Regions from separate parts of the Homo sapiens genome. Here region 1 is linked to region 2. A link is a loop called in an ENCODE intact Hi-C map of the cell type or tissue named here. Cell type or tissue: upper lobe of right lung. All regions are shown on one strand. Links, peaks and the distances in the headings refer to the core of each region. The heading gives the core; the rest is flanking DNA. Region 1 holds the start of LOC124904034 (a long non-coding RNA gene). Region 2 holds the start of LOC102724732 (a long non-coding RNA gene).

Region 1 (16,325 bases), core at 4,699-12,698, 50 kb after region 2:
CAGGGGGTGGGGGGGCTAGGGGAAGGATAACATTAGGAGAAATACCTAACGTAGGTGATGGGTTGATGGGTGCAGCAAATCACCATGCCACGTGTATACCTATGTAACAAAACTGCACGTTCTGCACATGTACCCCAGAGCTTTAAGTATAATTTTAAAAAAGAAAAAAAATTAATCAATAGAAACAGACCCAGAAAAGAAAAAGATAATAAAATTAGTATAAAAAGACATTAGAATAATAATTGTTAATGATATTTAATGTGTTCAAGATGATAGGTGTAAAACTAATCATGTTTTGTAGATATATAAAAAATATTTTCCAAAAGACCCAAATTAATCTTCTAGAGATGAAAACAACAATTTCTGAGATTAAAAATGTACTATATGGAATTAATAACAGATTACACATTGTGAAAGAAAATACCAGTAAACTGAAGATACAACAATAGCAACTATCCAAAATGAAGTACACACACACACAAACACACGCGCGCGCGTGCATGCACGGCAGACAAAAAATAAATAGAACATTAGCAAGCTGTGGGACAACTTCAAGAGGCCTAATAAGATGTAATTAGAATTGCTGAAGGAGAAGAGAGAGAGGAATAAATAGGAAAAAAATTTTTGAAGCAAAAAAGTGTAATTTTTTTCCAAATGTAATGAACACTATAAACCCACAGATTTAAGGAGCTCAATGAATCCAAAGCACAAAAAAAGTAAACCATAAAATATCATAAACATCAGGCTTAAAACCAGTGATAGAAAATCTTTTTTTTTTTTTTTTTTTGAGACAGTCTAGCTCTGTCACCCAGGCTGGAGGGCAGTGGCGGGATCTCGGCTCACTGCAACCTCCGCCTCCCTCGTTCAAGCGATTCTCCTGCCTCAGCCTCCTGAGTAGCTGGGATTACAGGTGCCTGCCGCGGTGCCCAGCTAATTTTTGTATTTTACTAGAGACGGGGGTTTCACTGTTTTGGCCAGGCTGGTCTTGAACTCCTGACCTCATGATCTGCCTGCCTCGGCCTCCCAAATTGCTGGGATTACAAGCATGAGCCACCGCGCCTGGCGGTGATAAAAAAAAATCTTAAAAGCAGCCAGAGAGAAAAAGTCATGTTATATATAAAGTAATGTAAATAATAATAGCTGACTCCTGTTCAGTAACAATGCAAGCTAGAATACAGTGGAACAACATCTTTAGAATACCGAAAGAAGAAAACCCTCACACCTTAAAATTCTAAACCTGAAAAAGTACCATTCACAAAAATGTATAATAAAGACTTTCTCAGACTTATAAAAGAGGCCTGACACAGTGGCTCACACCTGTAATCCCAGCACTTTGGGAGGCTGAGGCAGGTGGATCACCTTAGGTCGGGAGTTTGACACTAGCCTGGCCAACATGAGGAAACCTTCTCTCTACCAAAAAATACAAAAATTAGCTGGGCATGGTGTTGCACACCTGTAATCCCAGCTACTCAGGAGGCTGAGGCAGGAGAATCGCTTGAAACCAAGAGGCAGAGGTTGCAGTGAGCCGAGATCCCATCATCGCACTCGAGCCTGGGCAACAAGATCAAAACTCTGTTTAAAAAAAAAAAAAAAAAAAAAAAAAAAAAAATATATATATATATATATATATATATGATTAATCACCAGAAGATTGGTTTAAGTCAAAATAAGAAGAATGCAGTATGACATATATAACTTAGGTAGAAGTAATATATGTGGCAAAAATAGCACAAAGATAAGGCAAGGAGGAATGAAAATACACTTGTAATAACCCAAAAGAAGGCACAAAATAGGAATAAAAAAATAGATGATACAAATACAAAACAAACAGCAAGATGGCATATTTAAACTGAAGCATAACAATCATTAATCATCAATTACTAAATGTAATTAGTCTAAACATCTCAAAGGTAAGAGATCATCAAATTAGAAAAACAAAAGAATTTTATGTGTATACATATGTCTAAATTTGTCAAATTGTACACTTTATATTCTTGGTTTATCATATGTCGGTTATAGCTTAATAAAGATTTTAAAACAAATAATCTAGTGTTTGGTAGCAGAATAGGGTGATTATAGTCAACAATAATGTATTGTATATTTCAAAATAACTAAAATAGTAGAATCAAAATGTTCCTAACACAAAGAAATAATAAATGCTTGAGGTGATGGATATTCCAGTTACCCTGACTTGATTATTACACACTGTATGCTTGTATCAAAATATCACATGTAGCCCCGTAAATATGTACAATTATTATGTATCCATAATAATTACAAATAACTACAAACAATATTTTTAAATATATAAAATTATATTTAAAATTTAAAAATAAATTAAAAATAAAAATTAAATTAAATAGAATAACATAAAAGAAAAGTAGACAGGAGAAAAGGGCTGAGAATAAAAAATGTGATAGGGAAGGTCTTCACTGAGGGACTCACTATCGAAAGCTGTAGACCAAAAGTCAATCACATCATTCATGAATTCAAGGTGACTGCAAGGAATCTGTTGAAGACAAAGTAACCACGTGTTTTCCAAATTAAGCCAAGTCACAGGAAGCCATAAATGTTTTCAAAGGCACTTTTCCAACAAGTTATTCATTAAAAGGATGTTGACAGATGATTCAAGTGTCTGGTTCAAAACCTCGCCTCAAAGAGGAATCTTTTCAAGAGTCTGTCTTCCTAAGAATTCATATCTAACAGGAGAGCTCCCGTTAGATATGAATCACTAAATTCATCTTATTTTTGACCTTTAGAATGAGACTAAATTAATCTGCTCCCTCTCCCACTTGATAGCCCTTCAAATATTTTAGATCATATTATCCCTTCTCCAGGCTGTCTATGGTAAAAATTAATCATTCCCCATGGGACCTGCTTCCAGAAATTGTCACCATCCTAAACACTTTTATTTGGATATACTTCTGCTGAAAATCTCCCTTTTAAAAATAGAGTACTATATTGAGAATAAGCACAAAATTCTAGGTGTGGTCTGATCTTTTAAAACTTAAATTATATACTTATACATTGCAACCTATAAATACATTTGTTTTCTTAATAACATTGGCAAAATGTGTGTCACATATACCCTTTAAACTCTCAACTTGTTTTCATGTGAACAGCTAACTATGATAGGAGTCTTCATCCTATCTTCTATAATCAGCATTTTGAACCTCAGTGCAATATTTTATATTTGGTGAGATTATATGCTTTCTCATACGTGCAGGTTTACTTCATTTCATTTTAGTTGTGTTTTTGTTGTTTGTTTTTTGTTGTTGTTGTTGTTTTTGAGACGGAGTCTCACTCTGTTGCCAAGGCTGGAGTGCAGTGGCACAGTCTCGGCTCACTGCAACCTCCGCCTCCTGGGTTCAAGTGATTCTCCTGCCTCAGCCTCCCAAGTAGCTGGGATAACAGGTGCCTGCCACCACGCCTGGCTAGTTTTTTGTATTTTTAGTAGAGACGGGGTTTCACCATGTTGGCCAGGCTGGTCTCGAACTCCTGACCTCATGATCCGCCCGCCTCAGCCTCCCAAAGTGCTAGGATTATACTTTCAATGTATTATCTATTTCTACTAATTTTGCATCTTTTTTTTACTATGACTTGCAAGAAATAAGAGAAATTAGAGAGAATTATAATCAGAAAAGCAAGTTAAGCAGCCAGGTACAATATTTCTCTCAATAGCTATTTGATATTACAATGTGGAGAAAACATTAGAGATTAGCCTGCCAAAACAAATCATTGAAATCAAAAATATAAGAACTGAGTCAAGTAGTCAGCACAGTAGGGTCAAGTCCTGATTCCCCTAAAGAATAAATATGGTGGAAGAACATATCTATTTATCTCTCTTTCCATCAATCTTCCAAAAGGGAAGAAAATAAAAGAACTAAATAGATATAAATTAAAATTATATAAATACACAGGAATAAAAAGAATGATAGAGATGATAATAGTATATAAAAGATGTCAGCAAAATATTGGAACTTGAAAAGAATGATTAAGTAGTAATTGGCTTAATAGATTTGATAGAAATCTAGGTTACAGAAGAGAAAGCCAAGAAGATCCAAGCAACTCATTTCAAAGAACCTCAGAGAGGCTCAGAATATTGTGTCACTAGCTGTCTCAAAACTTCAAGATGAAGGATGGGATTTCAGGATTATATAAGAAGGAGTTATACTCCCCAACTTCCTCCACCATTCATCAAACTGGTTACCTATCCCTTCTTCAGTCTAGCAAAAACAAACAAACAAACAAACAAAAACACACACAGGAAGTTTGTCGTTTGGAGAATAACCAATCAGCTCTCTTCTTCCACTTGGTTTCTCAACATTGGTAGCCAGGCTTATAACACCTAGTCAGGAAATTGAAGAGTTCCTCTATGGGGAAACTGAGAGGCTCAGGAGTTTTGAGAATTCCCCCAACAAATCAGCCAGGTCCATTCCTAGTCTCTCTAAAATGAAGTCAGCAAGCCCTAGCCCACCCATAGAGATTCAGGTTTTCTTGGAGGAGAGAAGTTTAAGAAATAACTCAAGAAAAAATGCTCTGGTACTGAAAGATAGAGATTTATAGATTATATGGAACCAGCCCAAATGCCCATCAATCAATGAGTGGATAAAGAAAATGTGATATATACACACACCATGGAATACTACTCAACCACAAAAAGAAACAAAATAATGGCATTTGCAGTAACCTGGATGGAATTGGAGACCATTGATTCTAAGTGAACTACCTCAGGAATGGAAAACCGAATATTGTATGTTCTCACTCAGAAGTGGGAGCTAAGCTATGAAGATGCAAAGACATAGGAATAATACAATGGACTTTGGGGATTTGGGGAGAAAGAGTGGAAGAGGGGGTGAGGGATAAAAGACTATACATTGAGTACAATGTATACTGGTTGGGTGATGGGTGCACCGAAATCTCAGAAATTACCACTATTCATGCAACCAAACACCACTTGTTCCCCAAAAACCTATTGAAATAGAAAAGAGACAGAAATCTGCAGATTAAAATATTGCACTGAGTATCCAGCACAATGAATTTTTTACAAACCCACATTAACACACATCATTGTGAAAATTCAAATTCCGGGGAAAAAAATAGTATATATAAAATATTGTGAATAATATCAGCCTTCTTTACAGGAACTCTTGAAGCTTAAAGACAAAGAAGTAATGTCTTCAAGATTCGGAGAAATAATCGGTTTCCACATAGAATTCTCTACACAAGCACATATGCATGTACACACATGCTATTAATCACATAAGAGGGTAGAATAAAAATGTTTTCAGATATGTGAGATACTGTCTCAAGAAATTTAATGGTCAAGCACCCCCTCTTAACAAGTGCCTGGAAAATAAAATCTACAAAATGAGAAAGTAGCCCAAGACAGAGGATCCAGGAAATAGAGGATCTCACACAGGAAGGGGAAGAAATTCCAGTATGAAGTTAGGGAAGTCGCAGGATGTTCGCTGGTCATCAAGCCTAGAGACCTGTCAAGATTGGCACAAGAGAATAGAAAGTTCCAACAGGGTGACTCCATAAAAAAAAAAAAAAAAAGAACTGATAGACTATCTGAAATGTTGATTGTGCTGAAAAAACATATTCAACTAGTGGACTATAGAATGAATTAGTGACAGAAATATGGGAAAAAGGGCTAATCAAAAATTTAGGCAATGATTAATGCTGGGAAAAACAAAAAGTTGTTCAAAAGAGAAACATGTAATTGTGTATTTCTTTGATTTAAAATATACATTTTAATTAGAAACAAATATATTCATCAAGGAGCAGAATCTGCCCAGTGATTCCATTCCTTTTCTTTCTTTTAAATGCTTGATCATTGTTTTCTTATTTTAGATATTATTTCATCCATTGATGATGGAAAAAAAGCATTTAGCTGAGCATGGTGGTGCACGCATGTAGTCCCAGCTGCTTAGGAGGCTGAGGCAGAAAGATCACGTGAGCCCAGGAGTTCGAGGCTGCAGCGAGCTATGATTGCACCACGGCACTCCAGCCTGAATGAGAGTAAGACCCTGTCTCAAAAAACAAAACAAAACAAAAATTTAGATCCATGTATACCAAAGTCCCTTACTTGGCCGGGCGCAGTGGCTCACACCTGTAATCCCAGCACTTTGGGAGGCCGAGGCGGGCGGATCACGAGGTCAGGAGATCGAGACCATCCTGGCCAACATGGTGAAACGCCGTCTCTACTAAAAATACAAAAACAAAATTAGCCAGGCGTGATGGCGGGCGCCTGTAGCTCCAGCTACTCGGGAGGCTGAGGCGGGAGAATGGCGTGAACCCGGGAGGCGGAGCTTGCAGTGAGCTGAGATCGCGCGGCTGCACTCCAGCCTGGGCGAAAGAGCGAGACTCCGTCTCAAAAAAAAAAAAAGAAAATCCCTTATATACACACATACACATACTTCTGCTAACCCCATCTTCTTGATATTATAATTTTTGGATAAGTAAAAATTCATCATTCATAATATTATGACTATGCAAATACTGCGACAGCTGTAGCTCAGGGAGTTGAAAAACTGTGTACAGAAAGTCAATCAATAAAATAATGTCTACGACTGAAAAAAAATTAATACATTTTTAGCACATTTAGAAATATGGGGTTAAAATTCAGAAGAGTCAGCTAAGAGTTGAAAGTTTATGTTTCTGGGGAACATGACTCAATGTTAGGGAGCAGGACCCCTGTAGTTCTTTTTTTTTTTTTTTTACAATATGATTCTGTTGTTCTTTGATAATAATTTTAATTAATTTTTTAATTATAATCACCAAGGATCTTACTTAAAATTATAATAAAAGCTCTTTTTTATTGTTTAGAAACTTGTTCTTGAAATTAAAAATATTAATTTGAGAATCAATTTATTCTGTAGAATTGAAAAAGCAAATTAATGTTATATACATTTAAAAATCAGATAAATTACAATCCAGGAATTCAGAACTCTAACCCCAGACCATTTGGCCAAGGAAGGTTGGCACATTACACTTACATTTTTTTTTTCATTTTCCTGTTTATCATCATGCTTCATTTCCCAAATTATTTGAAATTCAGAATGCATATTGGAATTTAGCATCTTTGGATCAGTAAAATCTCTTTAGTCATATTTCCTCTGTTCGTTATGAACAATGAAAACAGAAAGATTGAAAGAGCACTGTGCACATATAAATCTATGAGCCAGTTTTTAACTTCTAATCTAAAGCCCAGTTCTTCTTTGAGTCTTTCTTGATGGAGTGGGGAAAACAAGGATAAAAGGCATTTAAGATAAAGTATTTTTATAGTTGCAACACACAAAATTATAATATGGAAATTTGTCCTTATAGATATCTGAACAATTTGTAGTGAAGAACAAATTTACTCCAAACTAAAATGCTATTTGTTTGCTGTTTTTTCTTCTGTAATTAAGAAAATTTAAACCTAGTCCTTTGCCAAAATAATAGTTAGAAAATTTTTTTCTTTATTATCTAATCGTCTGTGCTGCTGAGTATTGCTACAGGTAAGTTAAATTAGCCAGAAAATTATCCAAAGAATTTATACTCAGGGCCTGAAAAAATATTATACTGAATAAGTAAAGTCCAGATGTTGGAGAAAAAAGCAATTTAAAAACTAGTGAAAATAGGCTGGGCGCAGTGGCTCATGGGCACAGTGGCTCATCCCAGCACTTTGGGAGGCCAAGACAGGGTGGATCACTTGAGGCCAGGAATTCGAAACCAGCCTGGCCAACATGGCAAAACTGCCTTTCTACAAAAAATACAAAAATTAGCCAGGCGTGGTGGTGCACACCTGTAGTCCCAGCTACTTGGGAGGCTGAGGCAGAGAATCACTTGAACCCAGAAGGCAGAGGTTGCAGTGAGCTGAGATGGTGCCACTGCACTCCAGCCTGGGTGACAGAGTGAGACTCTGTCTCAAACAACAACAACACCAACAAAACTAGTGAAAATATAACTACCTAGCAGTACTATCATATGTTTTGTGAATCCTAGTTTTTATAGTAGGACATAATAAAAGACTGGAATCTAGGATTTTAGTCCTGGATCTGTTACTCATGTGTCATTTGACAACAAGGCTAGTCACTTCTCCTCTCTCCGCTTCATTTTCCATCTGTAAAATGAGGGGATCAGACCAGATGACCCATCAAGTATCTTTCAGGTCATAGGAGAATACAAAATTTACACTAAGAACATAACAAGAAATTCCTTTTTCTCTTTTTGTGCATCCCCTAGATTGATTTCTATAATTATATGGAAGCATGTGAAAACCCTACCATTTCCAAGGATCTGACCAACAATTACAGCAGGAAATGTGGTCATCTAATTTAACTCTTAAACATCATCAGCAAGACTAAAAGCTTGGATGCATCCCAATTATCCCCACAAATTAATGGTGTGGTATCAAGAATAATCCACAACACTTCCACTTAGCTTTGGGATTCATTCTATTTTTTGGTTTGCCGTAGATTCCAATTAACATTTTGGTTTATTCAGGCTGATTTTAAAATATGTTGACTTAATTACATACTCAAGCCATCTAGTCTACAAATATGCCTAGTTAGATAAAAGAGATAATATTCTTGAATTTGACATAGTCCTTGAATTTCTAAGGGCTGTTTTACACTGAGACCTAGTTACATGGTCATATGGTTTATCCGTGTCCCCACCCAAATCTCATCTTGAATTATAGCTCCCATAATCCCCACATGTTGTGGGAGGGACCTGGTGGGAGGTAATTGAATCATGGGGGTGGGTTTTCCTGTGCTGTTCTCATGATAGTGAATAAGTCTCACGATATCTGACGGTTTTATAAAGAGGAGTTCCCCCGCACGAGCTCTCTTGCCCCGTGAGACGCCTGTAGACCCAGCTACTTGGGAGGCCATTGCTCCTCCTTAGCCTTCTGCCATGATTGTGAAACCTCCCCAGCCATGTGGAACTGTGACTCCATTTTTCTTTATAAATTACACAGTCTCGGGTATTTCTTCATAGGAATATGAAAATGGACTACTATGCATGGTAACAACAGAGAACTCTGTGGTGTCTGCCCAGCTCATAATTCCTTCTCCTCTAAGAACAGCCCTCCATTCTACCCCCTGGGTAGAAGCCATGTTTTAGTCACATAACACCATTGCCTAGAACTCAGCTAAGTGCACAATGGCTGAGCACCAGAACCAAATTGAGCCAATCAGAGCCCCTTCTTAGGAATTTACAGTTGTGACTGAAAGTAAAATCTCAATGACAGTTCACTTATACAGACACTATATTAACTTGAGAACTGAGGCTCAGCCATTGTCTTAGGAGTAGATGAGTAATACAGATATATTTGCAAAGACATTTGAAGAGAAAAATGGAGGACAAAATAAAGAAAGCCTGTTTTCTGGGCTCCTCATGGCTCTCCATCTCTAGTCCCTTTTGAGTCACGGCTCCATCTCTGCTGCTGGCTTCCAGAATACATTCATGTCTTCTTTCATTATCTTAAATTCTCCCTTCCTGCTTAGACTAATTAAAATTGATTTCTGTTATTATCAACAAAAAGAATCCTGCTAAATAGGCTTTTTTTTGTAACTGAATTGAAAATTATAGCTTGCTTTTTTTTTTTTTTTTTTGCATTAACTTGTAGCTTAACTATACAGAGAAGTGGCTTGGCACCAGAGACTTCAGATAACTAAAACATGATTCATATTGAGGATATTTTATCTTATTTTCTGCACCAGTCTCTAGTTCTATAAAGCTTAAGCTTTACTGTATAATGAGAATGATACACTGAATTTATGAGGTTAAATGGAGGGTCACAGCAGTGGAACTTTTTATTGTAATGTACAACTGCATTCCTGAATCAGGCACAGGTTAATACATAATAATTATTCTCTGGAAACAATGGCAAAGCATTCCTAGCAACAGACAAATCAAATAGCTACTGGAGTATTATGGCTGTCATTTGTTAATTACTCCCAGATAGCTGCAAAACACACATGCTCTTCGGCAAAAACTGAAACCCCAAACCCCTTAGAGAAAAAAGGAGGATCAGGTGCTACAATGCAAAGAGCACCAAAATGGGTGTCTGCTGATGTGAACCCATCTTTGCAACTATCTTCACTTCTGTGAATTTTAGCTTCTTCATCTCATTTGAAATACAGAAAATTCAGCATGAGATCCAAAGGCCAAAAGTAGCTCAATAGACCATGTGCTAAGTCCTTCTTTTTCTGAACATGTTGTTAAACATTTTATGCCCCCATTTCCTCAACTGTATAAGGGAAATGCTACTTGTACCTACCTCATATGGTGGTTGTGGGGTAGTTATTACATAGTAAGTGCTTGGAAGAGTAGCACATAGGAGTACTCAATTAATGACAGCTATATTGGTTTTTTATTTTTTTATTATTCCTGAGGATTTTTTTTAAACAGGCTAACTAGTTATGAGCATCTCACTGGTATATTTACTTTGACCATTGCCAACTATATATTTCATGTAGCTTGTTAAACAAATTTATAACTGTAACCAAAGCTAAATATATGTAATGATGGTATTTTAAGACATTCAAGTTAAATTCCACTAAAAGTAAATCACTAAACTGGGGTGACATAAAGCATGATTGAATAAGGAAGAATGGGTCTGAAGAAAGCCTGCCGATAGCATCTGATTCATTTTTGAATCATGGCCAATTTTTATGCTACAAGAATAGCTTTCCATGTTGCCTTTACACTTCTGGATTTCATATCATGAGGGTAAATTGCTGAAAATGTACACACAAAAGAAAAAGAACATAAAAAACATATACATATTCTATTTGTTTGAGTTCTAATGTTGCTTTCAGGTCAGACATTCTGGATTTTCATGGTTTTGGCTTCAGAAAATTCTAAGTCTAGAAAGCAGCTGTTTCTATGGGTATCCCAAAGAAGAAAACTGCTACATGAAACAAGAGCAAACTGTGGTCTCATCTGCACATTTGCAGAGTAGCATCAGATCCATGGAGATGCTGCTCACTGAAAAAGTAACACCCATTGTGTTGGACCTCACCTACGTGACCTTTCCGGGGCATAGTCTGGAAGGACATGGAAAATTAAAAGAGAAGTTAAACACTGCACAATTAAGTGAGAAGAACTTTGAATCTCAATGAATAACTCAGGCAAGACAATAGGAAGAGAATGGAGATAAGGAGAAGGTATGAGCTACAAGAAGGAAGGTCAGCCCTCCGCCAAACCAGCAAGATATTCCCTGTGGTGAAGAATGGCTGATGAATTTCAGCACAAAGCTATCTAATGTTCAGTTTCAAGTTGCTATCTACATGATGCTATGCCATCATCCCTCCATTACTGCAAAGCTTCAGTAAAAGAGAGAAAGAAAGTTAACAGCAGAAATGAGGAGCAATATTTAGGAAGCATAACGGGGCATAAAGACATGTAAACTCTACAAAATTACACAGGTGAGACTTTTCGATAGCAATATCTTATTTCAATTTTAAAATTCAGGCTCAGACCAGAAAGTGAGGGTACTTGGGGTCACCCACACAACTGACACTTGGGTGACATATGTATTCCTACACAATGGAGAAATACCTCTTCTACATGATGGCAAATATCCCTGTGAGTGTTATCTCCTTATCTTTCACTTTATCTTACCATTGTCTGGTTTGTTTAGCTCCTACTTGGGGCCTATTCCGTACTATTGTGTCCTCCTCATTTATTATGGTTACATTCCGCTTCTTAAACAATTATGTCTACTATAGCTCCATGTTTATGTAAAACAGTGACTGTGTACTGATGTTTAGTCACAATAAAAGTAGCCCATACAAAGTAAAAAAGAGTTGGATTTCAAAGGACAAACACAATTTAAGACTTTTTCCCTTTGACATTGATTTCTTTCGGTACGTCAGCCAATACATAAAAACATGTCCACCTTATCAAGGCCAAAGGTTAACTACCAAGAGCTTCATTGATTCCACAAATATTTATTGTTCATCAGTCCTATGACTGACACTACTAGGGGGTAGGGCCACAGTAGGAATAACAAATGGTCACAATGTAGTTAGGGAAAGAGAAATGAAAACAAAACTGGAAGCCGGTATATACACCAGGCCAAGACAATATAAGGAGGTTATCAAAAGCCTCTGGCATGGGAAGATACAAAAACTTCAAAAGAAGGTGACAATTGGAGCCAGTTTTGAAGAATCCATGAGGGTTCACCAAGCCAAAAGGAGGGCAAGGGCATGAACTTACAAGTAACTGCCACATTATTGAGGGAAGTTTGGTCATGTGGGGAGGTCAGCGGAAGAAAAGGGAAAGGCAGGCAGCGTTGGGGTTGTGGAGATGTTTGCATGCTTGAGATGTTTGGCCTTTAATAACCATGGAGAGCCACTGAAAGTTGATAATGATAGGAGTGATTAAGAAGATATCTTGCTTCAGAAGGATGGCTTGGAAGGAGATAGAAATGGAATCTGAAAGTCCGCAAAATCTACAACTTTTGTCATGATTGTGGGGAAGAAAAGGGAAATTAAATCATTATTATTAGGTAGGCTTAAATAGGAAATTTTATTTATTTCCCTGTGCCTGGCTGCCTGAATCTAATAGTTGAACTTGCCTAAGGGAAGAGGGTCAAAAAAACAACCTGTCACTTATTTCTTCCTCATTCCCCGCAGACAATTCCCAAATAAGAATTTCTACATCCAAGCAATTCCTTCTGCTTTCCTGCATTTTTTTTTGAGGCGGAGTCTAGCTCTGTCACCCAGGCTGGAGTACAGTGGCACGATCTCGGCTCACTACACCCTCTGCCTCCTGGGTTCAAGTGATTCTCCTGCCTCAGCCTCCTGAGTAGCTGGGATTACAGGCGCCCGCCACCATGCCTAGCTAATTTTTGTATTTTTAGTAGAGATGGGGTTTCACTCTGCTGGCCAGGCTGTTCTCAAACTCCTGACCTTTTGATCCGCCTGCCTTGGCCTCCCAAAGTGCTGGGATTACAAGCGTGAGCCACCGCGCCCAGCCTCTCCTGCATTTTTAACTGCGTCTGGGGCAGTCTGTATTAATTAGCTCTACAATCTCTTAGATTCCCATCCCAGTTGCTAAAAGGGAAACCTTCTGCCTCCACCAATATTTCAATTGCCAAAGGAGGACCATAGGGCGTAGTGTGTAAATGGCAGAGAGGAAGGTGAAGTCCACATCATTCTGAGTTCCTAGAGCAGCACCAACTGTTTTCACATCCCTGGGCTGGATTGATTTGTAATCCTCCTCTCTCCTACCCTCGACCTTTACCACCTCAGTCAATCTCTGGAAGCCAAATTGGGTTCCTATCCTGGCTACATACAATCCATTCCAAATGACCTTTTGCCAAATCCCCATGGAGTTTAGAGATCCTTCTGGGGATTTTTAAAGCTTTGTTGTTTTCAGATCAAACTTTCTCTTTTATTTCTCTTTCCTCGCTAGGGCTTAGGAGGAGAACTCAGCTTTCAGTTTGATGGTGAAATATTAGTTAAACACATCATCCCCAAAGGGATGTATTTGCATCTTCTATGAACGATGATGGAAACAGTCTCAGTTTATCAGCAAGATGGCTGAGGATGCACTTACCTAAATGAGCAATGAAGATTCATCTGCTACAGCTGAACTGTATTTGCATAGGCTAACTTATTGAGAAGGAAAAGTTAGGTTTCAGTATTATATAAAATGTGTTTGTTTTGTTTTTTGTTTGTTTGTTTTTCGGACAGGGTCTGGGTCCATCACCCAGGCTGGAGTGCAGTGGTGCCATTGCAGCTCACCACAGCCTCGACCTCTGGGCTCAAGTGATCCTCCCTCCTCAGCCTGCCAGGTAGATGGGACTACAAGCACGTGCCACCACATCTGGATACTCTGTGTGTGTGTGTGTGTGTGTGTGTGTGTGTATTTTTAGTAGAGATGGGGTTTCACTGTGTTAGCCAGGATGGTCTCGATCTCCTGACCTTGTGATCTGCCCGCCTCAGCCTCCCAAAGTGCTGGGATTACAGGCGTGAGCCACCGTGCCAGGCTCACATCTGGATACTTTTGTATTTTTTGTATAGAGGGCATTTCACCATGTCACCCAGGCTGTTCTTGAACTCCTAGACTCAAGTGATCCACACATCTCAGCCTCCCAAAGTGTTGGGATTACAGGCATGAGCCACTGCTCCCAGCCTGGATATATAGTATGAAATATTTTTAATGGTAAATTAATTATGAGTTGTTGGGCAAAATTTGGCTGCTTATTTGTAAAACAAACTAGCATTTTTTAACCATATTCTGCTTTGTATTGTCTCTGTATGAATATCTCTTTTATACTGCAGCAAGAGGAAACCTGAGAAGGATAGTTCTGTCACCTCCATTTTTTCTTCAGAATAAATGTCAACATCTATGAGTTCTTCTTTACACAAGTTTAAATAGTTGGTGCTAGACAGACCCAGAACAAACATCTGAAGGAATCCCCTGAAAATATGAGGTCACTAATATAAGTGACTTATCCAATGTCACACAGGCAGTTTGTGGCAGAGCTTCAATTCTACCCAGATTTCCTGGTTCTTCATCCAGAGCTCTTTAGCTACTTTTCTGTATATGCAAATTGCATTTTCTTCCAACTGTCTTAGCAGAAAGAGTAAAAACAATTACGTTATAGGTTTAAGACTTCCTTGAGGCTGGTGCAGTGGCTCATGCCTGTAATTCCAGCCCTTTGGGAGGCCTAGAGGGTCAGATCATCTGAGGTTAGGAGTTCGAGACCAGCGTGGCCAACATGGTAAGACCCCTGTCTCTACTAAAAATACAAAAATTAGCCAGGTGTGGTGGGAGGCATCTGTAATCCCAGCTACTCAGGAGGCTGAGGCAGAACTGCTTGAACCCGGGAGGCAGAGACTGCAGTGAGCCGAGATCGTGCCACTGCACTCCAGCCTGGACAACAAAAGTGAGACTCCAACTCAAAAAAAAAAAAAAGAAAAGAAAAGAAAAAAAAAGACTTCCTTGAATAGCTGTGCTTGTGCTTGGTGGTGTGCGCCTATAATCCAAGCGACTTGGGAGGCTGGGGCTGGAGGATCACTGGAGACCAGGAGCTTGAAGCTGCAGTGAGCTATGATCGCACCACTGCACTCAGGCCTGGGTGACAGAGTAAGTCCCTATCTTTAAAAATATATATTATATGAAATTGAAAAAAAAGAACTTCCTTGAATAATCCCACCCACCTGTGTTGTTATCCTGGTTAGTAAATAATCGTGAGCAATGGTATTGATTTATGTGTTCACATAGGCAACAAGCATTTGTCAGGCATTTATTATTGTGCCTCACATGAGGCTAGGCAGTTGGAGAACAATGAGATAACACAATGTAGATTTTTAAGGGCTTCATATTGCAAACCGTAAGACACACTAAAATAATGGGTAATATGTGCTCTAATCCTGGCATGTGAAAAGTTCTGGAATATAAAGGAGAGAAGGCTGAAAAGTGAAGGGTGCAACCTAAGACTCTGACCAGTGACTAGGAGTTTTCCAGAGGAGGAAGAACGGGAAAGGCATTTCAGGAAAAGGCCAGCATGAACACGCATATGAAGCTGCACGCAGGTGCAGAAAAAGGGGTAGGTGTTAGTCTTCTGGGGCTAAGTAGGCAGACCCTGGTTTCTGCCACCCCTGCTAAGTTTAATGCTTTCTGACGACAGACACAAGGTGTTCAAACCTAAGTTGATAGTTCTCTTCTCCCCTGATCTGCAGAGTGGCAGCCTATTTTTTCTGACTGTAAAATGGACTACAAGAGAAAATTCCTGCTCAGAGGGTGCCCTCTCTTGGTAAGCGTGCACATGCAGTGTTTCTCTCCAAGAAGGAAAAGGATACTTCAAATTGCCTATAGTGTCACCCTCATGCAAACCTATAAAAAGAAGGAAAAAGATACTTCAAATTGCCTATAGTGTCACCCTCATGCAAACCTATAAAGAAAACACAGTTTCCCTGACAGGTCACTTTAGTTGACAATAAGAGTAGATGTGAGGGAAAGAGCCACAGACTGAGAAAAACTGGATCCCACAGGCCTAGCGACCTGATCATAAAATCAGTGGATTGCGCCAAATGTTCTTAGTCCCTCCTTTTTCTGATGTACTCTGACTTCTAGAAGCTATGGCTCACTAGATCTTGGCTAAATTTAAAATTCTTGCTACTTAAACCATATTCTCAGAAGTTAAGGACTCTGAGGAAACCAGAGAATCCCCACCAGGAGAGAAATATTGTTTCTGGCTGTGGCAGCTTTCATCTCTGAATGTTCCTTAGCAGCCAGAGATAATTGGTCCATATAACTTTTCCTTTCTCTTTTTCTCACATTCTAGCAGTAAAAATCCTTTTTGAAGATGGTCA
Region 2 (16,325 bases), core at 5,199-13,198:
TAAATTTTCTTAGTTTTACTTTTTAATATAAGTTTTCATAGATATAACTCTCATAAACAAAACGTTTTTGGAATTCCCAATACTTTTTAAGGGGATAAAGAGCTTCTGAGACTAAAACTTTGAACTATTGGTCTAAGTATTATCAACATAATGGAAGATGGGAAACAGTGTATATGAGAGTAAGCTAACATCCTGTTATAAAGGGGTATAAAATAAGAAAGGATTAAAAAGAAACTTTAGTTAGATAAACAGAAATTTAAAAATTTGATGGCAAAACAGATACAAGTATATTAATAATTGCAACAAATGGACTAACTATTCCAATTAAAAGACAAAGACTTTCAGACTGGATAAACAAAAGATACAAATCTGTGTTACTTATAAGAAACACAGATAATACCATTTAGAAATTAAGCAATTAATATTGAAAGTACAAAAATGGGGCCGGGCGCGGTGGCTCACGCCTGTAATCCCAGCACTTTGGGAGGCCGAGGTAGGCAGATCACGAGGTCAGGAGATCGAGACCATCCTGGCTAACATGATGAAACCCCGTCTCTACTAAAAAATACAAAAAAAATTAGCTGGGGGTAGTAGTGAGCGCCTGTAGTGCCAGCTACTCGGGAGGCTGAGGCAGAAGAATGGCTGAACCCAGGAGGCGGAGTTTGCAGTGAGCAGAGATCACGCCACTGCATTCCAGCCTGGGTGACAGAGCGAGACTTCGTCTCAAAAAAAAAAAAAAAAAGTACAAGAATGGGAACATACCATGCAAACACTAACCAAGAAAAAGGTGACATGGCTATATTCTCGTCACTCTAATCAGACTTTAAGGTAAGAATAACTATTAGAGATAAAAACATTTCGATTAATGATAAAAGGTTCAATTCAACAGGAAGATATGCCAATTCTTAATCTGTATACACCTAATAGTTGAGCCTCGATATAAAGCAAAAAAAATGACAAGACTTGCATGCAATATCTACAAATCTAAAATTATACTAGGAAATTTTAACACACATTTTGCAGTAAATGAGATCACAGGCAAAAATAAATGGGTAAGAATATAAGTGATTTGAAAAATGTAATTATCAAACTTGTCCCAATTTTTATGCATTGAGCAATTACTCCAAAATTTTCCAAGACCCATTCATTCTTCCCAGTTTTCTTGGGAATTTAACAAATATTGTCATATGCCAGTTTACAGAACAAGTTTCAAAAATTTCAAAGGATTGTAGTAATCTAGAGTATGTACTCTGGCCATAGTGGACTTAAGTTAGAAGTATGTAATAAAATCCCTATATGTTTGGAAATTAAGCAACTAATTTCTAAAAACTTAACGGAGCACAGTAGAAATCACAATAGAAATTAGAAAATATTTTGAAATTATACTAATGAAAATATGACATATCAGAATTTGTGAGATGAAGACCCTATTGAATAGAAATGTACAACATTACATGCACATATTAGAAAAGAAGAAAGGCTGAAAATCAAATAGCTAAGTATTAAGTTAGTTTTTAAGACTAGCAAATTAAACCCTCCCAAAATTTTTAGACACAATTTTTAAAAGAATAGAAATAATGAACTAGAAAACAAACAAACACTAAAGAGTTTCAACAAAGCCACAGGTTGATTCACTGAAAATACTTCTTAGTAAGATTGATAAATGCCTAGCTAGATCAATTTTTTGAAAGATTAAAAGCAACAGGAATGTTAAAATGGACATCGCTACATATCACACAGATATAAAACAATTATGAATAATTTTATACCAATATATTTGAAATTTTAAATAAAAGGAACAATCCTAAAAAAATTATATTGTGCAAGCTAGTATAAGAAGATATAGTTTCCAAAATAAATGCAAGAAAGATATAGAAAATACATCTTCTGGACATTGGCCCAGTCAAAGAATTAATGACTAAGACCCCAGAAGCAAATGCAACAAAAACAAAAAATAAATAAATGGGACCTAATTAAACTAAAAAGCGTCTGCACAGCAAAAGAAATAATCAAAAGAGTAAACAGACAACTCACAGAGATGGAGAAAATATTTACAAACTGTGTATCTGACAAAGGTCTAATATCCAGAATCTACAAGGAACTCAAACAAATCAGCAAGAAGAAAAACAAATAATCCCATGAAAAAGTGGGAAAATGACATGAACAGACATTTCTCAAAAGAAGATATATGCAAATGACCAACAAACATGAAAAAATGCTCAACATCACTAATCATCAGAAAAATGCAAATTAAAACCACGAGATACCATCTTACCCCAGCCAGAATAGCTATTATTAAAAAGTCAAAAAACAAGAGATCTTGGTATGTATGTGGTGAAAAGAAAATGCTTATACACTGCCGGTGGGAATGTAAGTTAGTACAGCCACTACGAAAAACAGTATGGAGATTTCTCAAAGAACTAAAAATAGGTCTACCATTTGATCCAGCAACCCCACTACTGAGTATCTACCCAAAGGAAAAGAAGTCATTGTATCAAAAGACAACTACACGTATATGTTTATGGCAGCACAATTCACAATTGCAAAGATATGAAAGCAATCTAAGTGCCCATCAACCAATGAATGAATAAAGAAAATGCGGTATATATATACACCATGGACTACCATACAGCCATAAGAAAGAATGAAATAATGTCTTTTGCAGCAACTTGGATGGAGCTAGAGGTAGAGGCCATTATTTTAAGTGAAGTAACTCAGAAATGGAAAATCAAAGACTGTATGTTCTGACTTCTAAGTGGGAGCTAATCTATGGGTATGCAAAAGCATACAGAGTGGTATAATGGACATTAAATACTCAGAAGTAAGGAGAGTAGGAGGGGGATGAGAGATATAAACTTACATATTGAGTACAGTGTACACTACTCGAGTGACGGGTGCACTAAAATCTCAGACTTCACCACTATACAATTCATCCATGTAACCAAAAAAACCACTTGTACCCCAAAAGGTATTGAAATAAACATATACATATATGTTTATATGTACAAATGTCCTGTACTCATTAAATAAGTTGAATACTAATTAATAAATGAAGAAAAACCTTAGGCCCTGGTATCTTCACCAGTGAATTTTTCCAAACATTTAAGAAAGAAACAAAACTAGTCTTAGCTAAACTCTTCCAGAGAGTAGAAGAGAAAACAATTATAAACCCATTTTTAAGCCAATAGAATCTTGATATAATACTAAGCTAAATGCACCAAGGATTTATGAAGAAGGAAATGTATAGGCCAGTCTCTTACTCATGTACACAGATCCAAACATCCTCAACAGAGTATTAGTAAATCCAATTCTGCAATCTCCCAAAAAGAATAACCAAGTTGCGTTTATTCTGGGCGTGCCCTGTTGTTTCATACTAAAGTTAACCAATACGATTCCGCAAATTAAGAGAATAAAGAAAAATAAACTCATATAATCACCTTAATAGATGAAAAAGATATCATAAAACTTTTTAGTATTATATGAATAATTTTTAAATCTTTAGCAAACTGGAATACAAGGGAACTTCCTTAATCTGATAAAGGCTATCTAGAAAGAATGAGAGGGTGAGCATCTACCACACACGGGGACAGGAGAGAAAAATGGTTCATAATGCCAGCTATGCAGTTTGGAACCTTAGGGTGGGTGGGACTTATTCTCAGCCAACACTCAGTTTTTCTGGACTACCTTTTCATCTCATTAATTCATATCCCTTCAGAAAACTCAAGGCCACTTTGATGGAAGATCAAGTGACCTATTTCTCTCTATTCTTATACATACCTGACCCATGCTTCGCATATAGTCACATCATGTCTGTTAGAAACAGTAATTCAGTAGATCATAATCCCTAAAACATCACTACTAAGTTTTATTATTCTTCCCTATCCACTGTCATTGGAGTGGAATGTTTCTTTTTTTTTTTTTTTTTTTTTTTTTTTTTTGCAAGTGGGAGTTAAATCTCTCATCTGGACCATAGTGTGTTGACTTCGCTCTTCCCTGTACCCATTAAATTAACTAAGCAATAATTTCCTGACTGGGGAAGTAATCGGGATAGCTTCACTTTCCCAGGTTTCCTCCCTCCTTTTTGGTGTGTTAGGTTTGTGTTTTGCTCTTTTCCCTTCTCTCCTCTTGTCCCTCTATCTGATTTGGCTGAGGATTATTTTTACTTTTTCCCATCATTCTTTCAGCTTTATCTACTTGGAAATATCAGTCAACCAAAGTTTAAGTGGATGGAAGTCTTATCCTATGATTTTAAAGCTTTCATAAGCTAAAGTTCTATGTCCAACATTATTACATTTAAAGAAAATAACAAAGAGTTTGAAATTACAAGGGAGAGTGTAATCTTCACATTCCTAGCCACCATAACTCTGGAAAAACACACATCTTTTGTTCCTGATTCAAAATATTAATTTCCTACAGAGCTCCCAGCTTCATAAATTCACAGCTTCCTTGGGAAAATCCCCATAACACTAGAAAGCCACTTTATCCTGTTTCAGTGAACATAGTTGTTAAGGAGGCTTGCATAGAAAAAAAGGAAACCAAAATATTTAAGGACTGGTTTTAGCATTAATTACATAATTTATAAATTATCTTACATAGTTATGAATTCTGAACAATTCTGAAGGGCCTAATCCACTTAGCCCTTAACTCTGCTAACATGCAGGTCTACTTATCTATAAAGAGAGGCAACAATTTGAACATTGCTATGGACATCTGTAGACATCTTTCAGTGGGAAGCTGAAAAATTTTCACTATAGGAAGACATTACCATTTCTGGCAATGGTCAGATCACCAGATTCCAGGGGGAGGTCAGGTAAGTGGACTTTTCTTTTTCTCTCCCTCTTATCCACTCCTTTTTTCTCTATCCCAACTCCACTAATTGAAAATGGTAGTAAGTAGATACCTTGGAGCCTCTAGCCCTCTGACTACAATAAGTCCTGAAATCATCTTTACATCACTAGAAAAGAGATATTTGCCTCCTGGTGGTTTAAAGCAACAGCATCAAGACTTCCTCTGCTTTCTTTGAGTTCTGTACAACTGGAGTCAGATTCCTTGAGGAGGAGGGGAGAGAGGACCATATAATGAGTAGATAGACCAAAGTCAGATCATAGGAAGGCAAGTTGGTGCAAATGCTTCCTCAGCCCTCTCTTCATTTCTTCTGCATTTGGAGATTTTGTTACAACTCGAGTTCCCTTTCTCTCAAATGAAAGCCTAGTGTGGAGCATAGGTTTTTCAAGATACGAGGGCAAAAGCATACTAATTAAACCCAGCTGTTGGCCTCTGCTCTCCCTCCATGAATCTGGCCTTACATCAGAAGTCTTACATTTGGGGAAAGGAGGGCTGGTAACTCCAAGTGCACAGGGGAAGGGAAGTTTGATTTTCATGTAAAAAGCACAGAGGGATTTTTGAAGCCATAATCCTTTGTTTAGCTGCGTTGTAATAGATAGTATACTTGCTTTGCAGCAAAAGGATTTAGGGCTTTCCAAAGGGTTGAGAGGTCTTGGAACACGTCTCCACTGCAGGCTACAAAATCATGTTGTCAAGAAACTTGAAATAATATAAACAATAATTATAAAATCCACATGCCACTTGGAAAAGGGATGTGGTAAGAAGAAAATGAGATAATATCAGTTAAGTACTTAGGAAGTAACAGGGACCTGTAATAGCAGCAGTAATTGTCCCTATTGTATAAATTTAATGTTTATTTTCCTATGCTGTTCTTCATTAGAGGTAACAAGTCTTGATGTTTTGTTAATACTAACCCTTCCAAGGCCATCAAGACACTGTACATAACTTATGTTACATCATCATCCTCATTTCCTTGGCAATATTCATGAATTCATTCAACAAATATTTACTGAATACCTGTTACATACCAGGCTAAGTACTAAATGCTGGAGGTTCAAAGATGGGCAAGATCTGGTCCTTGCTCTTAAAAGGCTTACAACTGAGTTAGAGAAACAGACACATGAACAACTAACTCAAACATAAAGCAGAGAGAGGTAAACACACCAATAGTGAAGAGGTTAAGGTGAAGATTCTTGCAAAGCAGCGCTGGAGAGTTACAAAGCAAGCAGCCAATTCAAACTAGGAGGGGACAGGGAAGGGAGTTAGAAAAAACTTCCAGGAATAGAGGAAGTTTGCACTACCTTCCTAACTGAATGAGGACTTGGTGTCCACCAAATCAAAGAGAGAGAATTGGGTAAGAGAGTAGCCTAAACAAGGTAGGGAAAGCCACAGGACCATGGGTCACCAAGACGTCTTAGTACAATGGCAAATCATATCTGTGCCTCGAACCAGGGAATGGGAGGAGTTCAGGCAGGAGTGGAGGAGTAGGCTGGAACCAGATCATAAAAGACCTTGTTTGTGCCTTGTCGTACTCCCACCTCTTCGTGGCCAAAGAGAGGCGGCCAGCCAGATACTAAGGAGCAGCTCGAGGCATGAGATCACAAGCACATAAGCACAGAAACCCCATTATACGAGCTTCCAGAGGGGACACCAAACAGTCCAGAGATACTCCAACTCACAAGTCCAGTTCCAAAACTCAGGAACTTGGACTTTTGTTTTTGCTGCAGGGCTGGATTCAGAGAGCACACAATGCCCAGTGTTGAAAGCCCCTTTTTGGAAGGAAGAACAGTTGCACATCTGGGAAAGGTTAGGGTCAAACATATAAATGAGGGGAGCGGAGCACATTACTCTGAGACACTCCGTCTGTGACGTCAATCACTGCTGGGTTTGGACAGAGGCTCTCTCTTGTGCAGCAGTCAGGGACCCATTAACTTTGCCCAGTGCCTGAGTGTTTATGTGGAAAATGTGAGGCCAGGAAGTCTCTCCTAATTATGATTTGGAGGTTGTCAAGCAGCTATTCTTTAGTAATTGGTTTCTGTCTTTTCTACCTTCCCAGCACCACTCAGTTTCTATTTTCTCTTTTGTTCTAGCCCTATTTCTCTCTTTCTCCTTCTCATCTGCTCTTAAAAAAAAAAAAAATCCATTATAGACCTTGGTGATTGCCTCCACTCTTCTCCTCTCCATGGCTGCAGGCCCAGCTGGGAAGTGAATTTTCAGAGCACATAGTCACATATAACATAGTGAGTGTCTGATTATCGATTACTTTCTTTTTCAAACTTCTGGGAGCAAGCCATACTCTACACAGGCACCAGCATGGCCACTCTCCACTGCCAAGTCATAAAGAGACAGGAAATTGGGCCAGCACCATCTCTTACCCTCTCTGGTATCAACCAAATCTAAAGAAAAGGATGGCAGATGCCAAAATCTGTATGTAGGAAAGTGTTCTCAGCCCGTATTTTTCCTCCCTATTCTTACCTCTATCCTATCCCAACACACCCAAGGCCATTATCACATACTCAGATAATAACTTGGAGAACTAAAAACCTGCATCTTGTCACTACCATTATTCTATGTTCTTCTGGGCCAGTGTGAGACACCCCAGTGCTCCACTGCCAACTCCAAGGGAAAAAATTGTTAACATCCCCTTATAACAAGTGATCATCTATATACAGATGACCCACTTTAAGAATGACTGACGATTGACAGTGCAGTTTAAGTTCAAGTCTACCTTTATGTTTGCTCAGCTACTTTCCCCACCACCCATTGATCAGCCTCCTCCTCACTAAGTGCTGCTGGGAAGCCTGAGAAAGGCAGAGAAGAGTAAAAACACTTGGAAAACACAAACAAAATTTAATGATAAAAATTTAATGATGCCAGCATCAACCAAGCAAGAACTGAAAGGCAAATAAGAAAGAGAGAGAGAGAGAAATATGTATATATTATTATTCATATTTCTATATATATACAATATACATTCATATATACAATATACATATATAGTATGTATATATACACATACATATACACACATGTATATATACACATACATATACACACACTATATATGTATATATACACACAATATATATGTATATTTATATATATGCACACACACTATATATCAGAGAGAGTGAGAGGTCTATACAGATACCAATATGGTTTGGCTGTATCCCACCCAAATCTCATACTGAATTATAATCCCCGTAATCCCCACATGTCAAAGGAGGGGCCTGGTGGGAGGTGATTGGATAATGGGAGCAGTTTCCCCCATGCTGTTCGCATGATAGTGAGTGAGTTCTCATGAGATCTGATGGTTTTATAAGGCAGTTTTCCCTGCTCTGGCTGGCTCTTCTCTCCTGCTGCCATGTGAAAAAGGTCCTTACTTCCCCTTCACCTTCCACCATGATTGTAAGTTTCCTGAGGCCTTCCCAGCCATGTGGAACTGAGTCAATTAAACCTATTTCCTTTATAAACTACCCAGTTTCAGGTAGTATCTTTACAGAAGTATGAAAACAGACTAATGCAGATATTTATTACCTAATTTTTAATTTATATTTTATTGATGTAAATGTTACATTTGATAATGTACACGTATCTTCAATAAACACCTTGGTAAATTTCCGTGCATGTGCACACACATGTGTATGTGTGTATGAATTAAACAAAGCTGTTTATCTATCTGTCTATCTAACTATAAAGCTTCCTTCATAACCTGCTCAATCAATACCCACCACTGGAGGGAACCACTATGCTGACTTCTGTCATCATGGATTAGTTTTGTCTGTCTTTGTCATCATATACATTGAATCATACAGTATGTACTCTTTTTGCCATCTGGCATCTTTTGGCCAATATAATATTTGTGAGATTTCCTCTTTGTTACATTTAACAAGATCTCTTTCATTGCTGTGTAGTATTCCATTATATGAATATACCACAATTTATCCATTCCACTGTTCAATCACTTAATTTTGAAAATATTATTAGTTCTTTAGGACAACCTGGCCTACTCATCTCCTTCAGTCAGGTACTAACTACACTACAGTAGACTCTACACCAGTGGTTTACAACCTCAGTTGTATGTTGGCATCATTTGAATACATTTTTACATTACTGTGGCTTTTAACTGTAGCTAGATGCTCATGGGGATCACGGAAACCTCTGTGAGAAGACATATCTCCCAAGAATTCCTATAATAATTCAAAGATTTATTTATTTTGATTTGGATTAGAGAATTTAAAATGTAATTATTTTATTTACATTTTATATAAATATATTTTATAGAAAATGTATTTATTTTATTTGTAATTAATTTATTGAATTATTCTGTGCTTATGTAGCATGATGTGGAGATGATGATGATGATGATGACATACATTACATGTTCATGCTTCCTGTACACCAGGCACTGTGCTAAGCACCATACACTTGCACTCTCTAGGTGGCTCACTATTGAAATCCCAGTACCTTGCACTATGGCTGGCACATAGCAGGTGTTCAAAATTTACTACGTAAGCAAATTTAAGTTGATCTCCACAACAACCTTTTGAAATGAGTTTCATTCTCTCTATTTTAAGAAGAAGAAAATTAAATGTCAGAAATTTAAAAACTTACCTGAAGTTACTGAGCACAAACATGGGGAAAAGTAGGAATCAAATCCAGGTTTTCACCATTCTACTAGTGTATCCTTGCATAAGGCCTAAAGATATGGCCTTTCTGGTAAGGTAGGAATAGGAGGAGAGCAGTGTTGATCCCAGATCAGAATTTGGATGACCTGGGTGGAATCTGAAAGAAATTTAGATACGAGGAAAAAGTGGGGTGCTTGTTTTCAATAACAATTGACTATGGGCAAGGCACCTTGCTCACTGGAGTGGGAAGGGTGAGGATATCTATTAATTTTCAACAACCTCTATAAGTTTGTTTTATTATCTCCACTTTATAGGTGAGGAAACTAAGGCTTCAGGACATTAAATATTATACAATACAAGGCCATGAGTTCACAAAAGTTGTGTAAGCACAGTTCTGAACTAGGTCTATCACATTTCCAGGTCCATGCTCTTTCTACTGCATCCTGCTGACAAGAAGGGAAAGTGTGGGAACTGATGGAGGTTCAGCAGGCTCTGTTGTCAGCCCAACAAAAGCACCAAAGAAGGTAGGAGGAAAATAGAAATTGAAATAATACATAAAGTTACAGCTTTTGTTTACTGAACACTTATGATATGCTAGAGAATGTACTAGGATTTTTCATGCGTTATCTAATTAATCTTCACAACAATCTCTGAGGAAGGAAGTATTTTTATTCCCGCATTATAGATGAGTCACTGAGAGTTAGAGAGGTCAAATCACTTACACAATCACTGTTACTAAACAGCCAAGCCAAGATTAGAAGTCAACCATTTGGCACCCAATTGCACACTCTTAACCCCTATGCTACCTGGACTCTTGAGGCAGAGATTGGGTAGAAGCAAAGCACCTACCCATGTGGGTAGAAGCAAAGCACCAGGAGAAGTTCCAGGAAGCTGTGGTATACCAGATCTAAGAGAACTCTAGGTCCAAGGCCAATCCATGGCATGGAGGTTAAATCTGTAGACCTGTGGTCATGACCTAAAGGTGATAGGTGAACCTAGGGACCAAACAGTGTATTTCCAGGGATCAAGATGGTTGAAAATGAAATATAAACAGTATGAATACGTTTTCAAGAATAGATAATGACCTTAAAAGTTGCAATTAGGTGAGGTTCCAGCTCCCTGGTTCTCCCAAACAAAAGAAAATCAGGAATAAGTTAAAGAATGTTTTAAGCCTAAACCAATATATTGATTGTTGTGAGATGCTGAACTGAGGACACTCCTTTAGGCCACCTAATAGAAGTGGTGAGATATCCTTGTGTTCATCACCTGTGCTTCTCAGACTTAACAATTTGCACTTAAAAATGTCAGCCTTACCTCAGCTCGACTATCTACTAAGACATGTGTATTTGTAATAGGCAACCTTAAATAGCTACATTCCAGACACTTCGTGGGGTTTATAATCTTGGAGAAGATAGTCTTGTGGAGTACTCTGCTGCCAAATACCTACCAAAAGCCTATCAGAGCAAAACAAAATTTGAGAATTATTTTTAGAAATAAAAACAGAATCTTTAATTAATCTGATTATAAAAATAACACATTTACTGCATGCATACAATCCCCGTGCCAGCTGTGGTCTCCTGTATTTTAAGATTAAAAAAAGATTGTATGAACCCCTTCTTTTTGCCTTGAGGTAAAATCCATTATCTTCCCCGTGATTTCAATGAAATACTACAAGGTTTACATGCCTGTAATCACCAATGGATCTGTCTTCTGGCTTTCTCTGAATCTTTGTTCTTTACTGTGCCTTACTCTAATTCCAGTCTGGTGTTGATCTACATGCAAAAATCAGTTACATTCTTCTTGTACAAGTTCTTGGTGTGTGCAACAGACTATAATAAACAGACATGGCAGCAATGCAAATAACTAAAATCCACCACATCACTGAGTCATACTCATTTCTCCTTTCTCTTGCTCCCACCCTCAAATTTTCTCTACTCTTCTTCCACCCTCAAATTCCTTTGCATTTCCAATGCACAGTGAGTTAGTTGTCTCTTGCGCGATTTTGTATCTTGCTAACCCAAGTCCTCGGTGCCACACTTTCTTCTCCTAGCAGCTTATAAAGGTATTTTATGAAAGAAATACAACACTTTTTTAAAGATGAAATCTAGTGCCTGCCAGTATGATTTTTTAACCTCACTGTTAGAGCTATGCATTGTTAATCTCCAAGAAAGGAATCACATGTGGCTATTTGCAAATATTTGAACTTTTGTTTCCTTAGCGCATCCTTCAGCCCTAATTACCATGGAAAACACTGGAAAATGCTGGATGAATCCCATTAGTAAATAAAACAAAAACCCTAGAAAGAAACAGTTTTATAACAGTGGTATCCTATATCTCATGACCAGTCCCTTAGACAATAGGAAATTTGTTCACACTCAGTAGCATAGCCAAGGGACAAAAGCATTGAGAAAAATCAAAGGCACTATCACCTCTCTAAAAGTAAAATACTTAGAAAGGAAACATTCTTCCAAGCCATAATACAATGAGTATGACCTAGGTAAAATATCCTTTTCCTACTGGCTGTGATCTACTCAGTCTTAAAATTCTGGGAAGGTGATTTTCTTAATGAAGTCATCATAGAATTCTCTACTTCAGAAAGGTTAAGTGCTATAATTTCTTACCTCTACACTCCTGTAGTGCATTACTCATACAGCTAGCAGGGCCCTTAATGAATTGCAGTATTGTTCATTATCTGTTCCTCTTCTGCGCTCCTAACTAGATGGAGAGTTCCCTGATGTCAGGGAATGTGGTACTGCACTTCTCAATTGACATGAATGAAAATGAAATTATTATTTGGATTGTCCAGTTAAATGAAAGTATAGAAACTACTTTTACAGGCCGGGCGCGGTGGTTCACACCTGTAATCCCAGTCTTTGGGAGGCTGAGGCAGGTGGATCACCTGAGGTTAGGAGTTCAAGACCACCCTGACCAAAATAGTGAAACCCCATCTCTACTAAAAATACAAAAAATAAAATAAATTAGCTGGGCATGGTGGCACATGCCTGTAGTCCCATCTACTCATGAGTCTGAGGCAGCAGAATCTCTTGAACCCAGGAAGCAGAGATTGCAGTGAGCCAAGATCATGCCACCGCACTCCAGCCTGGGTGACCGAGCAAGATTATGAGAAAGAAAGAAAGAGAGAAAGTGAGAAAGGGAGGAAGGAAGGAAGGAAGGAAGGAAGGAAGGAAAGAAGGAAGGAAGGAAGGAAATTTTACAATAAGTAAAAAAATGTTTAAAACTTTCAGCTGCCTAGAAATCTCCACATCTTTTCAGTTTCCCATAAACTTTCAGTAAGCTTTTTTGAGGACTCAAAAAATTCAGCAATTAACTTCTTTAGCTTAAAAATGACAAGATAAAGTCCAAGTGGAAATAAAAAAGAAAAACTTGAACTTTCAAACATTCAACTATAAGCCAAAGGAAATATAGTTAGCAACAGATCAAATAAAAATAAGAGCAAGAGGAAGAAGTTGGAAATGCTAAATTATACCATTTTTAATTATTTCAAAGTTTAATTTTGCTAAATGCATACAGATATCATAGGTATAAATTTAGTAAACTAATAGGAGAAATTGAACAGACATTTTGAATAGCGGAATATTAATAATTAATGTAAAACACATATAACCAATAGCATATATTTTTTCATTGTTTAGAGAAGATAAATTATTTTCAGACTTCCAGAAAAAGTTTGGATTACACAAACTAAAATATTTTAAAATAAAGAAAAAATTATGAAACAATAGTTAAAAGAACAAATGAATGGAGTGTTAAGATTATGTAAAGGATTTATCATAAAAATTAGTAGTAGTCATATATTAAGAATTAAACACAAGCTCCAAATCAGCAAAATGCCCATATTAATAACAGAAAAAATGAAATACCCATATACCCATAGCAAAAATGACAAAAACAAAGTCATTTACTTAAAATATGTGGGGAAATCTCAGCTCTCTACATTTACTGGAGATGCAAATCAAACTTGTAAAAAGGTATCACTTTCAAAATTGGTGGATGGAGCAATGAAATGACAGTTTCATAGTCATAATAATAAGTCACAATAAATAGTTTAATGTGGCTGTTGTACAGAGGGCAGAGTGGCGGAAATGGTACTAATACTTTCTGTTTTTCCTCTCTTCCTAAGTTTCCTGGCTGACATTTTACTACATCATCACGTACGGCGAACTGGATTGTGAATGCCCTTAGATGCCATTGGAAGGGATTTAGATTTCACTTTCTAAGTAGGCAATGCGAGTCCATTCAGAGATTGTGAAGTGGAAGAATATCATGATCAGATCTGTGTGGCTGATGAATAGAGACAAATCTGATGTCTGGGGTTATATTATTGAGATTCAATAAATGCTAATTCTATACTTACTTATTGAGTGCCTAATATGTGCAAAACTTCATGCTGAGGAATAAAGCATAAAGAAAATAGATGAAGTTCCAATCCTCATGAATCGTCTTGTCCAGTGGGGTCATTACTGTAGTCCATAAAAAAGATTAATTAAATCAGATGAGAAACCTGAGAATCAAAGAATACTTGGCCTAACCATAGTGCCAGTGATTATTTTATGCAATCCTCTCACATTTACAGAAAATAAAGACGCAGCTAAGAAAGAATCACAGTTCTAACTTGAGTTTAGCGGCTGCATATTTGGATATGGGCTATAATTTCAGATAATTTCAGACTTGGGAATCTGTGATACAGAAATTTAGGCATGAACCTTAAACAAAGTATTCCCATGAATTATAGTTGCTCAGTGGTATTTATCTTATCAGAATTTCTCATCAGTGAGGAATAATATGCAAGATACAACAAAGAGCAATTTTGAAAAGGCACGCAATGGTGCTACTTTTTACCTTAAATTTACATAAAAATACACAGGCTGGGCACAGTGGCTCACACCTGTAATCCCAGCGCTTTGGGAGGCCGAGGCAAGTGGATCACTTGAGGTCAGGAGTTCAAGAACAGCCTGGCCAACATGGTGAAATCCTATATCTACTAAAAATATAAAAATTAGCCAGGGGTGGTGGTGTGCACCTGTAATCCCAGCTATTTGGGAGGCTGAGGCAGGAGAATCACTTGAACCTGGAGGCAGAGGTTGCAGTGAGCTGAGATCGCACCACTGCACTCCAGCCTGGGCAACAGAGCAAGACCCTGTCTCAAAAAAAAAAGGACAGATAAATGTAGATATAGATATAACTAGACTTTTCATTTGCATGGTAACATGATGATTGTAGAAGGCTATGCACAGAGAGGCTATGTCAGCCAGGAAGCTTAGGAAGAGAGGAAATACAAAAAGAGCACTGGAACATCAATAATATGTAGCACTGTAACAAACCGTCAACTGCACACACATGAGTATCAGCAAAAGCACACCCTGAGGTCTGAAAGTTCCATGTGAATTTTAAATTCTGTTTTCACTTCAATGATAATACATCACTGAACTTAATCTAAAAACATTCTGCCTGTTCTAGATGACCACTGGATAACAGAGTTTTTCCATACAATTTCAGGGCCCTTGCTTTTGTGACGCTAATTGCATTAGCACTAAGTGAAGGCCAAATGACCCCACAGAGCACTTTTTAATTGAAGGTTTACAGTTGTACAGAGAAAGGAATTGAAAACTGAAACATCACGTAGAAGAACATCACATAGATACCTTAAATGCAAAACTCCTTGTGCTGTGTCTGTCAGTAGTCTGTTAAGTTGTGAGTGGATGCTATGATATCCACTTCTCAGTATAAGTAAGAGTAATAGATTCATGTGAAGAAATGTCATTCAGTTTTTTGGGCTGTAATGCCTATAATAATTATTAAAAACAATTATAGGTTGGGTGCAGTGGCTTACGCCTATAATCCCAACACTTTGGGAGGTCAAGGCAGACCAATTGCTTGAGGTCAGGAGTTTGATACCAGCCTGGTCAACATGGCAAAGCCCCATCTCTACTAAAATTACAAAAATTAGCAGGGTAGGATGGCACATGCCTGTAAACCCAGCTACGTTAAGAGGCTGAGGCATGAGAATCGCTTGAACCCAGGAGGCAGAGGTTACGGTGAGCCAAGATGGCGCCACTGCGCTCCAGCCTGGGTGATAGAGTGAGACTCTGTCTCAAACAAACAAACAAGAAATTATAAATATATATTTATATATTTAGCCCAGTTAGAATTTCTCCTGGTTTTATATATATACACATATATACACACACACACATATATATGTATATATATAAATTATATATATAAAATAAACCAGGAACACACACACATATATATAATTATATATATATAATCGCATATACATATAATCTTGTTATTTCAACAGCTTTTGGGGTACAAGTGGTTTTTGGTCATATGGATGAATTGTATAGTGGTGAAGTCAGATTTTAGTGCACTGGTCACCAAGGAGTGTACATTGTACCCAATATGTGATTTTTCATCCCTCACCCCTGCTCACTCGCCCCACTTCTGAGTATCCAGTGTCCATTATACCTCTCTGTATGCTTTTGTGTACCCATAGCTTAGCTCCCACTTAGAAGTCAGAATATATATTTGGTTTTCCATTTCTGAGTTACTTCACTTAGAATGATAGCCTCTAACTCCATCCAAGTTGCTGCAAAAGACATCATTTTGTTTATTTTTTATGGCTGAGTAGTATTCCATGGTGTATATATAACACATTTTCATTATCCACTTATCAATTGATGGTCCATTATCTTTGCAATTGTGAATTGTGCTGCCATAAACATATACATGCAGGTGTCTTTTCAATATCACTACTTCTTTTCCTTTGGGTAGATACCCAGTAGTAGGACTGCTGGATTGAATGGTAGATTTACTTTTAGTTCTTTG

What was found. A loop is a pair of places that touch in the nucleus more often than their neighbours do. Peaks named below come from ENCODE experiments on the same cell type or tissue, not always from the same donor. Only the 100,000 strongest peaks of a DNase experiment are listed, where the experiment ranks them.
Region 1: it touches region 2 in a loop (2.4-fold over the local background); 16 of 110 quality-filtered maps call a loop at or near these places.

What each region holds. Positions count from the first base shown.
Region 1 is chr17:55,527,156-55,543,480 of GRCh38, reverse strand. LOC124904034 (a long non-coding RNA gene) reads left to right here and starts at 5,988. Exons shown (of 3, transcript XR_007065855.1): 1 at 5,988-6,024; 2 at 8,233-8,392; 3 at 10,815-10,903. It also overlaps a transcript of SMIM36 not described here. In upper lobe of right lung, for the core only: no CTCF peak of the experiment used is centred there; no DNase peak of the experiment used is centred there.
Region 2 is chr17:55,578,092-55,594,416 of GRCh38, reverse strand. It overlaps LOC102724732 (a long non-coding RNA gene), which reads left to right and starts at 4,614. Exons shown (of 3, transcript XR_429997.4): 1 at 4,614-4,810; 2 at 9,894-9,997; 3 at 13,615-13,847. In upper lobe of right lung, for the core only: a CTCF peak has its summit at 8,547 (motif pointing right); no DNase peak of the experiment used is centred there; H3K27ac peaks cover 1,532 bases.